2 separate regions of the Homo sapiens genome follow, and region 1 is linked to region 2. Evidence: chromatin contacts called from ENCODE Hi-C data. All regions are on one chromosome and are shown on one strand. The core of a region is the stretch at or near the end of the contact, and the rest is flanking DNA. Distances in the headings are between cores, read along the strand shown. Region 1 overlaps BANK1 (B cell scaffold protein with ankyrin repeats 1). Region 2 holds the start of BANK1 (B cell scaffold protein with ankyrin repeats 1).

What was found. A loop is a pair of places that touch in the nucleus more often than their neighbours do. Pooled maps may share reads with other maps.
Region 1: a map of Calu3 shows a loop between it and region 2 (4-fold over the local background). The contact joins the enhancer-like site here to the promoter of BANK1 in region 2. A Hi-C loop is called at or near these places in 3 of 168 maps with a recorded cell type or tissue (Calu3, PC-3 and PC-9), 20 of 37 single-sample maps with no recorded cell type and 6 of 50 pooled maps.

Annotation. Positions count from the first base shown.
Region 1 is chr4:101,980,391-101,987,686 of GRCh38, forward strand. All of the region lies in intron 7 of BANK1 (B cell scaffold protein with ankyrin repeats 1), which reads left to right. Among named protein-coding and RNA genes, the nearest start is that of BANK1, 190 kb to the left of the region's middle. Within about 2 kb of position 1,426, at least 2 of the 41 ENCODE cell types and tissues checked have a DNase peak (open chromatin) inside an H3K27ac peak, as active enhancers do.
Region 2 is chr4:101,788,158-101,794,611 of GRCh38, forward strand. BANK1 (B cell scaffold protein with ankyrin repeats 1) reads left to right here and starts at 2,573. Exons shown (of 17, transcript NM_017935.5): 1 at 2,573-2,793. The coding sequence starts at 2,724. RefSeq lists a silencer at 2,660-2,849.

The DNA.
Region 1 (7,296 bases), core at 176-2,675, 190 kb after region 2:
TGTGTCATTATTTTTACATAATAAAATGCCATATATATTTGAGTTATTTTTTTTTTACTTTCTCTTGTTCTGTTGTTCTCTTTTTCTGTTCATAAATGAGTCGTGACAGTGTGTTTTAATCTGATAAGGCTGCTCCCCTCCTCCCGTTGCTCTTCTTTTGCAGAAGCTTTTTGGATATTCTTATTTATATTGTCTTGACATTCAAACTTTAGAAAAACCTTGTGTATTTATGAAAAATAAAATGTTACTGGGATTGCTTTTATTTATAAATTAAATTGAAACAGTTTATGTCCTTGTGATGTTGAGTCTTTCTCTCCAAAGAAACAGTATGTCATCCCACTTACCTTCATCTTCTTTCATGTTTGCAAAGATGGTTTTACATTCTTCTTTCTTTTTTCTTCTCTTTCTTTGAGCATTTTTGTTAAGTTTATTTCTCTGCATTTGATTATTTGTTGCTATCATGAATTGGTCTTCATCAGGATCTTCTAACAGATTATTGTTTACATGTAATCAAGGCTATTAATTTAAGTGTGCTGCTACTGGCATCTTACTAAATAACTTTGATGGTTGTATTAAATTTGTACTTGATTTTCATGAGCTTCCCAAGCATATGAGACATCATCTGCAAATATAGTGATAGTTTCTCCTCTTCTTTCCAATTTTAATATCTCTAATTTTGTCCTCTTGTGAATTGTAACTATTCACTGAGTGAAGTGTTATTTAATAGTTGATAGTGGGCATCCTTGCCTTGTTTCCAACTTTAGTGAAAATGCCTCTATTATTCTCCCATTGAGCCTGATACTCTCTCTGTGACTGAAATAGATGTGTTTATCAGGTTATATAACTTTTCATTGATTACTATTCTGAGAATTAATTTTTATTTGTCAAGAATGCATGTTGAATTTGGTCAAATACCATTTTAGTGTCAATGGAGAGAGGAATATTCTTTTTCTCTTTAGACTAATTAATATAATAAAGTAGTTGAATAGATTTAATAATATTGACCTGATTTTGTGTTCTAGGAATAAATTCCCCTTGGTCATGATATATTTTTCTCGTAATGTGCTGACGGCTTCTGATTAATAAATTTTATTATTTTAACATTGAAATGCATGAGTTAAAATGTTCTGTAGCATATGTTTTTCTGAAATCATTGATGATTTTAGCTATACATGTTTCAAATAGGATTTGGATATACTTTTTTATATGCCTTGGCACATTTTAGTAACACTGGAATTATATATTTAAATATTTATCCTGATCTATGGCAGAGGGTTCCTGGTGGGAGTTCCCTCATCGGTTAAAATGTTCTGCTTTCTTCATCATTTTTTCTTTCTATACCTTTTCTAAGCTACTATACTAGTTCTTTCATTAATACATGATATTCAGTGAGTCAGCTTTGAAGATATCCATCTACTGTCAAAGGAGCCAGGTTGTTTTACAGGTTCACCAAGTTTTGGCTGCCACAAAATAAGAAGGCTTCCTGAAAGCACTGCTGCTTGGCATACTTCTTGTAGTAACCCTGTCACCGTCTGCTTTTTGAAGCTAAACTAGGTATGTGGTAGGGTGTGTGTGGGTAGGGATTGTGGTTCTGCTCCCACTCAGTTCCCCCATGCCTCTCTTATTACCAGCAAGGCTTTAACCCCCTGGATGGGCCCCTTGCCATGAGGAAGTGTACTTGTGCTCTTCCTCCCTGGGTCTGCTGCAGCTGCACTCTCTTTGCAGGGATCTCTTCTAAGCTTCCCTCATTTTCCTTCTGTTGGCTCCTATAATGAATTAGTAGCAGCTTTGGCAACCTTTTATATTTTATGGTGTCTTTTTTCTAGTTTCATTAACAATATTTTAAATATTTTAAAGATATTTTAATCTATATAATAAAAACATATTTTAATAATAATATTTTAAGACAGAACTTTAACAACCCATATAAATTGGCATTGATGGTCTATGACTCTGACATTGGTCAATCTTTTTGTAGAAATAAAAATTATTAGGCCTATTAGTGGCCTGAAATGCCTATCATTATGAAGTTTAGTAGAGAATTCTTTTTCTATTTATTGTGCTATTTATCATACCTAAGGAATACTTCAGCTAAGTAGGTATACATTTGTTTGACAATAAGCAAATATGATTTATTTAAATATTAGATTCTCTTTAACACATATTGTAGGCAATCAATAACTTTTTAAAGCACTTTTTTATTCGGCAAAAGTACTTACTATAGTACTTACTATAACACTCATAACATATACAGCTCCTATCACACCTTTGGATTATCATATATTTTACTATATCTGATTTGTTTCTGATTATGTCAAGAATACATCATTATTATGTAAAGAGAGCAGCAGTTGTATCATATTTCATTCCATTGACAAATATATTCAATGAATATAATCATTAAGTATAATTTAAAAATGCCGCCCAACCAATGCATCAAGTTAAACCGGTTTTACATATTTAATAATTTTATTCTAAGGCTATATATATATATGTATATACGCATGGAATTTCACCAAGATTATGTAGAAGCTTTCCCTAAATTCCCTAAAATTTAATCTCTTTAAGTAATGAAAATTTGTCCTTGAAGAATTTTCTGATAACAATTTTTAAAGATTTATTTTACTTTATTTTTATGCTATCATTTCCCAAGGCGCAGTATAACTATCCCCTAACAAATTGTAGTTTGGTTAGGCTTCAAGTTTAGTTTTAGGTTTGCTTTTCTTCTTATGCCTAATAAGTAATGGAAATATTTATCTTTAAAATTTTCTGTATGTGAAGCGCAAAGCCAAGTTATGGATAAAATGAAGTTAATATTTAAATTTTAAAATACACATTTATGACTTACTCTCAAATACAGCACTGACATTTAGCCATATTATATGCTAGAGGAAAATGTATGGAAATCTTTTAGAAGTTATTAGCAATTTAGTGCAGTGTTCAAAAGATCAGACTCTGGGATCATACTACCTGGACTTGAATCTTGTCTTTACCACGTAGTAGCTGTTGTGACTTTAAGCAAATTATTAAAGTTCTGCTCCTTAATTTCCTCATCCATAAAACAGTCTCTTCCACAATTTGTTCAAAACAAACTGTTGTGAGGATAAAGTGAGTTAATGTAATAAAGTGCTTACAACAATGCCTGGCAGCCATTATAATTTCAGTACAGCCCCTTCAGAAAATTGTTGGAAGACAAGATTATGAATAACTGACCTATTTGAAGTGTAGCATAGTATTCACAGATATTTAAAAGCTAACCATAAGATTAAAAGAAACAAATGGACCTGATTAAAGACTTCCTATCACAAAGGATTTTTTGGAAGAAGGGAGAAAAGATGTTCCAGATATTTAACACAGAGCAAAATTATTTAGCTGAAAGCATTAGATTTGTCAGTGCTTCAAAGCCTCCCCAAATTAGCTTATTTACTTTCAATATTATTTTAATTAATTTGTCAAAAAGTAATCCAAATAACATATTGGATAGCATTAATGCTTTGGCAAGGGCATAATAGCAAAGAATAGTACTGAGAGGATAATATGAAAGCCTGAAGTGCACAAGAAAAAAAATTCCAGAGCCAATCATAATATGTTCTGACTGTATTAAATCACAATGTTTACATAGATAAGAGAGGGGAATGTATAACTAGCTCAAGACATGCTGATATCAGATATGAAATGCATCTAGTGTAGATAAGCAGAGAATTTCATTTATATTACAAGAAACTAAACATTTATTAGTCACAATTTTACTAAAATACTATGTAAGGCTTAAGTTGCCACACTTCCAAAAGGACATAAAAGACCTAAGAAAGCTCGAAAAAGAGGAATGAAAAGTTAAGAAACCTTTAGTAAAGAAGCCCTGGGAAGAAAGTTAAGGATTAGGGTAGTTAGCCTAAAAAGTAGAGGCCAAGATCAATATTATCCTCCCTTTTAGAATATGGTGGGATTTTATGAAAATGACACTAAGTAGTTATTCTCTTTATAGAAAAGATAGCTAGCTTCAGCTTTAAGACCACTAACTTACCAGGAAAAGCTTTTTGTTTTGATGAAGATTTTCTATCCAGAAAATAAGGATATTATCTCATTTACCATTGACCTCTCAGAATTATTATACACATAACATGCAATTTGCAATAAAAGTGCTAAGTAGTTTTGAAGTAAAAGCACTAAGGGATGTTATCATTGCTGTCATTGATAGTGTTATGGAATAACAGTAATTCTTAGGGAACCAACTTAATTAAAGACAGAATTTCAATTAGATCTAAGAACAAACTTGCTGATTATCACTGTGATAAATGTGAAAATGAGATTCTGTGGGGAGGAATAAATGCCATCTTCATTCTCAGAGACCTTTCAAAACAAAAAGAAAACCATCATCCTAGGTTATTTTAAATAGCTATCTGCATAAGAAAAAGGGGGCAGGTAGAACAAAATCCTTTGAGTCTTTTTGGCAGTTCTGAGATAATGTAATCACGAATGCGACCTGAAGTGACAACTACTAGGAAAAGATAAAAGCCTATAACAATCATTGATCCTATGAAGAGTGGAGCAGGATATTTAACCATGTATACAATCTGTATTAGATTAGGTTCTCCAGAGAACAGAACCAATAGGAGATTTCAACAAGAGAGAGAGAGAGATTGATTTACTATGAGGAATTGGCTCACATTATTATGAAGGATGCAGTCAGCAAGCTAGAGACCCAGGAGAGTTGCTAGTGTGGTTCCAGTCCAAATCTGAAGGTCTGAGAACCAGGAGAGCCAATGGTGTAAGTTCCAATTCGAGTCCAAGTTTAAAGAGAAGATCAACATCCCAACTCAGAAACAGACAGGCAAGACAAAGAATACTTTCTTGTTCAGCCTTTTATTCTATTCAGGTCTCAACAGATTGGATGTGGTTCACACACGTTGGAGGAGGGTAATTTGCTTTACTCAGTTTACCAATTCAAATGTTAATTTCATCCAAAAACGCCTTCACAGATCCATCCAGAAATAATGTTAACCAACTATCTGGGCACCATGTGGCCTAGGCAAGTTGATACATAAAATTAACAATCACTAAATCTGGTTTTTTTTAATTTAGTTTTCAAAATTTATTACTACTTAATAGTTATTAAATCCCCATAGTAGGATTTCATAATATTGGGTAAAGGGTGTTAAATTTTAACTTGTGTTCTAGAAATGAGTGCTACTTGCTAATGTTATTATTTAATTGCTGCAGTATTCATTGACTTGCTTTATACCTTGGAAACATTTTTCAAGTTGATGCATGTAAAAATATTGCATGTTCAATCATGTTTCCATTTATGTCTGTTATAATCAGTGTAAACTTTCTTCCAAAATGAAAATAACATGAAATTAAAAAAAATAAAAATCTACATTCAACATCTAATAGATTTCCAATGTCAGATTTCTGACATTAATTATAAATAACATCTACCTCTAGCAAAATGAGTCTTTGTTTACTTTATGCATTTATTGAAGATTTATATTTTGTCAGATTTCAAAGGATTTGAGAGAATCCTTAGTAAGCTAAGAATCAAGGAAACATTTAAGGATAAAAGAGAACTGCATTCCGAAAGCATTAATTCACTTACTCCATTCAGAAAATATGTATTTAATGTCTACCAATCATTGTAATGGGATCTTAGGAATATGAAGGTGAATAAAGCATAGTTCTTCCCTTGGAGAAACTCAAAACTCTCTTACTGATCCATAAACAAGTAATTTAAAGTGCTCCAGTGAATATTTGTGTAAGGGCTAATGTATGTGAGAAAGGCACCAATAAATGTGCATATAAAGTGCTATGGGACCTTTGAGACAGGTATTTTAGGCATTCAAGACACACATGTTCCTAAAATAGAGCTTAAGTATTAGACAACAGAAACATACAGTTTTAATGCATGGAATAGACCTTCTTAATTACATTCCTGCTAACTCCCTAGATACCAAATGGCTCAAGCAAACCAGGTTGCTCACTGTTTCTGTCTTACTCCTTACTTTCCTCCCTCTTCATGAAATAACATGAATGAAAAAACTCACTGCCTTCTGGGGTCAGACAAAATAGGATTCAAATTACATGGATCTTGCTGAGCTTCAGTTTCCTTACTTTAAAAATATGGATGATAATTTATCTCTTTGAATTTTTTCGATGACAAGAAATAGTAAGAGTAAATGTACTTGGCATTTTTAAGCATTCAGTAATTGGTAATTATTATTATTATTCAGATGCTCTCATGCCATACTCTGAACTGGGCTACCCTATCACCAATACCACCTCATAAAATTATTTCTGCTTTTGAAGCTCTATATTTCATGTCAAACTTATTTCTCATTTACTCTTTCTTCTAATGTGATTGATCCTCTGCTACATAGGAAGGTTTTAAATTATATATGTGTGTATATATATGTGTATATATATGTATATATATGTGTATATATATGTATATATATGTGTATATATATGTATATATATATGTGTGTATGTGTGTGTGTGTGTGTGTGTGTGTGTATATATATATATATATATATATATATATATAGTAGGCTTGCCAGTAAATATATTTTTTAAGTTAAGTAACCTCAACTTGTCTAGAAAGAACAAAAGAAAAAAAAAAAGGAAAGAAAAGCTATGTCAAGAAAATATTGTGATCTACCAGAAGTTGCCCAACCAATTAGAGACAAAAGTATGAGGCTGGAGCTGGGCTTCCTGATGTTTAGTATACATGCTGTTGTCTTTAGGAAAGATGGTTGCTTATCTTTACAAACAAAATTGGTCCTCAATCCTTCACTTTCCCAGTCCATGTAAGGAATTAGCCAAATGGGTAATCAGTCCAGTTAATTATAGAAAACACTTATTATAATATTTACTAGGGATTACTAAGTGTTCTGTGTGTGTGTACTCATTCAGTCTTCAAAGAATCTCATAAGTGAGGTGGACATTAATACTATACCCTCATTTATAAGTGAGGAAACTGAGTCACAGAGAGTTTATGTTACATTTTCAAGGTCTTGCTGATAATAAGTGGCAGAACCAGGATTCAAACCCAGCCTTGATGGCTTTAACCACCCAGTATACTCCCTCTTATTTTTCATATATTTTGATATACTCATTTAAAGCATATAAATACTAAAATATTCCATACCAATTACCAATTAAGCTTATCTCATTGGGAATTGTTCTTCCTCAACAACCTTGGCAGGAGTGTATCTTTGTATGATCAGTCCATGCCACTTGTTCAAGTAATTCTGAGAACTTTCTAAATGCAAAGAAGCTCCTCTGTTCATGACAAATATT
Region 2 (6,454 bases), core at 1,323-3,822:
ATTTTGCCTGAAAAAGCCTCTCGGTGTGAGAATTGCTAAGTGCCTCTTTCCTGAGAACAAGTATGAACCAAGAGATAACCCAACATTCCAGATGGTATCATCTCCTTAAGGGAGAAAGCAGGGGAAAAATAAAGTCAACTGTGATTAAAGACGTACTTGACACAGAAACAAGACCAAAATGAGTAAAAAATCTTTTAAAATATATTTTTATAAATGCATCAGCAAAGTATGAAAACATGTAGACTTAAGTTATCACGTGTATGTGTGTGTGTGCGCGTGTGTGAACATCTATATATCCTCAACCAAATAGCACCAAAATTGTAATAAATTATAAGTACAGTTCATACCTATTTTTAAGGATATTAGTATTTAATTGTATGGGCTTATAGTTCTGTGGAAAAGTGGATAGGGAAACAAAAAACGTTTTCAACACATATATGTATAACCTATCCTATTATGTTCATGTAATCTTTAGCAAGGGCCTTATGTGACCTTAAAAGGAAGCGGTGGGGAGGGGGGCAGTTATAATTAAGAGGGCAGGCTATGAAATCAGATCTAGGATTGAATTCCAGCTCTGCCACTTACAGTTTTCAACGCCCAGATTCTTCATTTGTAAAATATGGTTAAACCTTCCTTGTTTTGAGAACCAAATGACATGAATATTGTGAAACTCTTACATAGAACATAGGATATAGAATACTTAAAAAAAGAGTAGTTGTTGACTGCAAACAGTAAAACAAAAGAATAAATAAGTCAGTCAATGGGGTAGTCAATGGCTATTTTCTTATTCAAAAGAAAAGTGAAGCTAGAATAATTTTAATGGGAGATTTTAAAGATTTTCTAACACATAATCTTATTTTTTTTAAAAAAAAAACAGCCCACAATTTTCAGCAGTTTTTACTTTCTTTTTTCTATTTACTAGCATCATTTGACATAAGTAGTGGAAATGAGCTTCTGAAAATATACTTAATTTTCATATTATAAATCTTATTTTCTATAGTTTTATTAGGAGACAGTGTTATAACATTTTATATCTGGCAGAAACTCGAATACAGTAATTTTAATTTATTCATTAATAATGAATAAATTAGATGAGATACGCAAGGCTCAGAAATATTAAGAATTGCTCCAAACACCCAGATATTGTGGAGCAGAGTCAGGATGGCAGCTGCAACCTTCTGACTTCCAATCCAGGGCTCTTCATACAAGAAGGCTGTCCTGTATATGTGACAGATACAAGTTCCTATCTGAACACTGTCTTTATTAACAAGTTTTCGTGTGCATAAATGGGTGCCTTTGAAGATCTGGATACTTAATTGGGGAGCATCATCTGGAGTGTTCATGTTGGCTAAAGTAGCTCTTGTCAGGAATACGTATACCAGCAGATGCATCAGTTAGAATATTCTTTTCTCCAATGGGTTTAAGACATACTTTCCTAAGAATTGAGTTTCTGAAACACTGAACAACACCCAAACCCTGCAATCCAAATTTGTTTTTGCCTATTACACTGAAGTCTCTCTGTTAACAGGCATATATAGAAGACAACCATTTTTTTCAATATAATATTTCATAAGTTAGATGAAATCTTTTGTTCCATTATATAAAGTTCAGAAAATCAACATAAAATTAATAATGATGTTAAAGAAACTACTGGAAACCAGATAAATACAATACAATCTATAATTGTTTTCAAGTTTTTTGGACATTTCGCATACTTCTCCAAGTTTTCTACATTATGTTATAAAGTTCTAATAAGTTCATTTATGTGAAAAAATTAACTTTTTTTGATACTTGATATTTATATTATTACTAAAAAGCACTTCATCCGAGAGAAAGTTTCAAAGAAAGCCTTCCTTTTATAGGAAGAGGAGAGGAACATTTAAACTATGTATTATTACCAAATTGATATTCAAAAAATATATTCAACTTCAAAAGGCAAATGACTAGTTTAGACATGCTTGAGAGAGAGACATTCACTTTAAGGTTCTGGGACAACTCCTTTGATATATCTCCATCTTAAAAACAAGCAAACAAACTCTTGTTTGGAGAGGGTATTTAGAGCCATAAATAATTTTTTACTGGGTCTATTTTTGAGTTGGAGCAGGAGTAAGAAATACATTTTATATGGAATTTTAAATCACTTTTCAATTTATGAACCTAGCCTAGAAAGTCTGTGTAAAATGAAATATTTTAAAAGTTACAGTATTATCTGTATCTTCATTTCTATATGTATGTATCTATCATCTGTGTACCTACTCATCTATCTATCTAATTATTCTTTCTTTCCAGCAAATGTTCACTTCTGGTTTCCCTACGTCTGCCTGGAAGTGGGGGCAGTATGGCAGTATGGAAGACCTAGAAAGGGACAAGGAGAGCTACAATAACAGCGGTCTAAATATATCCTAGGATGAAAAGGTGAGGAAGGAAACAGGCGCAGAAGTGTTATAAGAAACCAAAGCGGCCTTTTGAGAAGGGATGTAAGAGCAGGCCCCTGAGCAGTTTCACTTCCTCTGGGCGCCCAGCAGAGCGGAGCCCTGGCCTTGCGGGCATGAGCCCCGGGGCTGCGTTTCCTGAGACCTGGCCGCAGCCTCCGCGGGTGGCAAGCGGGCTGGGGAGAGCCGAGGGCCAAAGGAAGAGAAAATCGCGGGGAGTCTCTGGCCGGGAGAGTCCAGGTAGCGCTCGGCGGGCAGCAGTGCGCAGGCCCCTCGGCTTCAACCGCCACAATGCTGCCAGCAGCGCCAGGCAAGGGGCTTGGGAGCCCGGACCCCGCCCCCTGCGGCCCAGCGCCCCCAGGTGGGTAGTCGCGCATTCGGAGGGGCTTGACGCCGAGGCCGGGCTACGGGGCTCTGCGGAGACCACGGGCCATCGTTAGACAACTGCACTCGGGCACTGAGGCCAGGGCGTCCCTGAGACAGGGCTTCTCCTTTTTATCCTGCCGCCAGGCAGCCCAGAGGGTTCTTCTGTCCCTGACTTCTCTGAGGGGCATCTGGACGCCACGAGGAGGGAGCGCGCTGGGAGTTCTGGCCAGCGGGCTACCCTCAGTGTCTGCAACTTCTGAGGAGCTGGAACTTTCCCCAGCACCCGGGTCAGGGTCCTGTAGTTTCTAAAATCACTTTGCAACCTGTTTTAAAGCAATGCGCGTTTAAAATTATACGTAATTATTTTCAACAGTCGGTAAGCACAGAAAAACCGCTCATGTGTAGCGTCACGCATTTACCTGCCCGGCCTGACAAATCCCAGCCTGGTGAATTGGTAGCCCTGCTTCTTGGCAGGTGGCTTTGCAGAGAAACTCTACCAACACCACCTCCCTACTCCACTGGCTTTACTAACTTGGTCAAAGGAAAACGGTCAACTTGGTTGAATGCAGAAGTAGATTTATATTTTCAAATGGACGTTAAGGCAGTTTTATTTAGTTCTTTTTGAAGCATTTCAAATGCATTTGCAAATTACTCAGTGATATAAAAATGTTTTTTAAATTAAAAAACTTCACTTAGGTATTAATATTACTGGAGTGTTCGTGGTGAGAAATGCAACAAGAAAGTATATTCTGAGTGAAAGTTTCTTAATTTGCTGAATAGAAATAAATTTCTCATACCTTTCTAGAATTTTTTAGGTAATGTAATTTTGGTTGTAGCTATTTCTGTTGGCTAGTGCATTTTTACATAAATAAGCTTTAGGGATTGCTTTCAGTTAAATAAGAAGTATATTTGTGTCAATGAAAAGTGACAAGAAAGGACTTAGAGCCCATAACTTAATATTATTAATATTTTAACTATTGCATATTGACATTCTTGAAAACTGTGGCTCTGATGGTCTTCAGCAGAGCAGACTTTGCTAGCATCTATAAATAAACCAACCATGTCTTTCAAACTTTGAGCAGGTTACCTCTTTTGTAATTTCAGTTTAACAATTTTGTTAGAGAATGGGGTACAGTTTGTTTCAAACTTCTAGATTAAACAGTTTAGGCAGAAAATGCCTTTTATTTCACTTGATACTAAGCAATACTTTGAGGCACTTGCTATTGTGAATAATGCAAGAGTAATGTGAATCAATATTTATAGCATTCCAATTATTCTTGTTCCTCCCATGCATTCCGCTCCCCCCCCGCCCCGCCCCTCCCAACTCCTTGGGTCCTTCTCCATGCAGTATTTATCACTTGCTTCAGTTACTTCCTTTTCTGGCCAACATAATGAAACTTTTCTAAAAACGAATTGTCTTTTGACATTATCCCATGCCCATATTCTTGATATGAGTAATCTTCTAGCTTTTATAAATCCAGTGGTTTGTGTGTGTGTGTGTGTGTGTGTGTGTGTTTTTTTTTTTTTAATGAAGAGCTCCCTCTCTCTCCAACAACTATCTTAATATGGCACATTGGGGGTCAATTGGTCCAACTGCCTCATTTAGAGAAGAGAGCACTGAGATCCAGAGTGTGAGTTGCTCATGGTTTCATAACTAGTAATTATTTGAAGGTCACCCATTCATTAACTTAACAAACTTTTATTCCCTGCCAAGAGTCATGTAGTAGTAATAAGAATGTAAAATGGTAAACACAGTTTCATGCCCAGGAAGGTATATTTCTAGCAGGAGATAGAATGTACTGCTAGACAACATTAGTGTATACTGCCATCAGAGATTTATTAACTGTTGAGTATCGACTTGTTCTTTAATGGAAGCAAGAAAAATAGAATACCCAGTTCTCTAAAACAAGGTAAAAATGATGCACAATGGGTGAAAGTTCTAGTTAGAATGTATTTTCTGGTTTGTATTTAACTATATATTACTATCAATGTCCAAAAGAGAGATTCTTCCTGTTGTATTCCAAAACTAATGATTTTAAAAATTTAATTTTAACTGCTGTTTTAATTAGGGAGTGATTATTTATTAAATCACAGATTTTTCTCCACACCATAGTTTTTTTTAAATTTTTATTGATATTATTGGATGCATCTGATGAAACTTTAATAAATGATTTGCTTAAGAACAGAAAGCATGAAAGGGTGGAATTAGCATTTAGACTGTTTCACCTTACGCTGGATGCTTATACTTGTAAGGAACATGGTTTGTCTAGGTCTCTGCTCTCTAGCTTGAAGTTCTTAAAGATTTGAAGCTTTTTGCTTTGACTGCAATCTTCCAACATAGCCAACGTCCTACACTTGTTCCACTAAGGAAATAACCTGGTTCCATGCTGGTGGCTGGAAAAACTTGCTTTCTTCAGACCAATCTGGAAATGTTCTGATAAGGTCACTTTTGCTAGGATTTTAAAGACAAGGAGTGCTTTCAGGATATCTTCACCATAATAAGGAATAATTCTGAAAAATGCAATTGCTGAAGATTTCAAGGTTAAATATCAGCATATTCAAAGTTACACTTGGGACAGTAGAGGAACCTTTTCTGCAATATCTATCTGAGGATGTATTGTAGGTGGTTATGCCCTACTTATGATGGTCTTTTGACTCATACTGCCTCAGATCTAGTCCCAGCTTCATTGCCTGTCTCATCTGTGACCTTGAATAAATAATGAAATCTGTCACTGTCTTAGTTTTTTATTTTGTTTATTAAAAAGCAAAATCCAAGAGAAGAAATCCTGTATATGAAAGTTGTTTAGGGGATTAAATGGGTAAATGCAGGTGAAGTCCTTTTCAGGGTCTTATAACAAATAGTAACTGCTTTATACATGCTAGTTGTTATATTAATTCTTAGGTCATTGATCAGTAGTGTCATATTAGCTTATATAAGAGTGGGAGTTCTTAGTGAAAAACTGCCTCATACTGATTGCCTCATACTGACTTGAAGGACAACTTGATGGGTGAAGGAATCAAGCTCTCGTATCAAAAAAAATAGGAGATATGGCCTCTTGTATAAAGATACTGCAATATCCTTGGGGATATATTGTGGTTAATAGTTCTGAAAGGAGAAAAGAATTCATAATGAGAAGAACTAAGGATAGGTTGATTAAAAGGGAATTAAACTATAGCAGTTGCAGGAAAGAATAAAGAAGGAATTTAATAGGACAAAATGAGAGCGTGCTCTGTTTTCTCATATCTCAGAGTACCAGTTGTGACTCAGTTTACATAATATATAAATATATTTGAAAAAAATAAGCATCAAACAGAAAAACTGTGGAGTATTTCAACTTACAAGAAGATGAGAATCTATTTTACCAAAATATTTACTACTGGGTTAAAACAAAATTACAATATAAAATGAGGAACATCATTCCTGACAAAAATAAATGACATGTTTTAAGAGTTTAAATGGTTGTTGCTTAATCACCTAAGTTACACTTATTAATTTACTGCTTTCTTCATAGAATATAGAGTATCTTGCAGTAATTTTGGAGATAGCTATGAAATAAGAATAGAAAAGGCAAACATTTCATAAGTCATCATTTAAAAAGTAAGTTATTATTTGGCCTTGTAATCCTTTCCTTTCCTGTTTTAAATATAAAGAATGG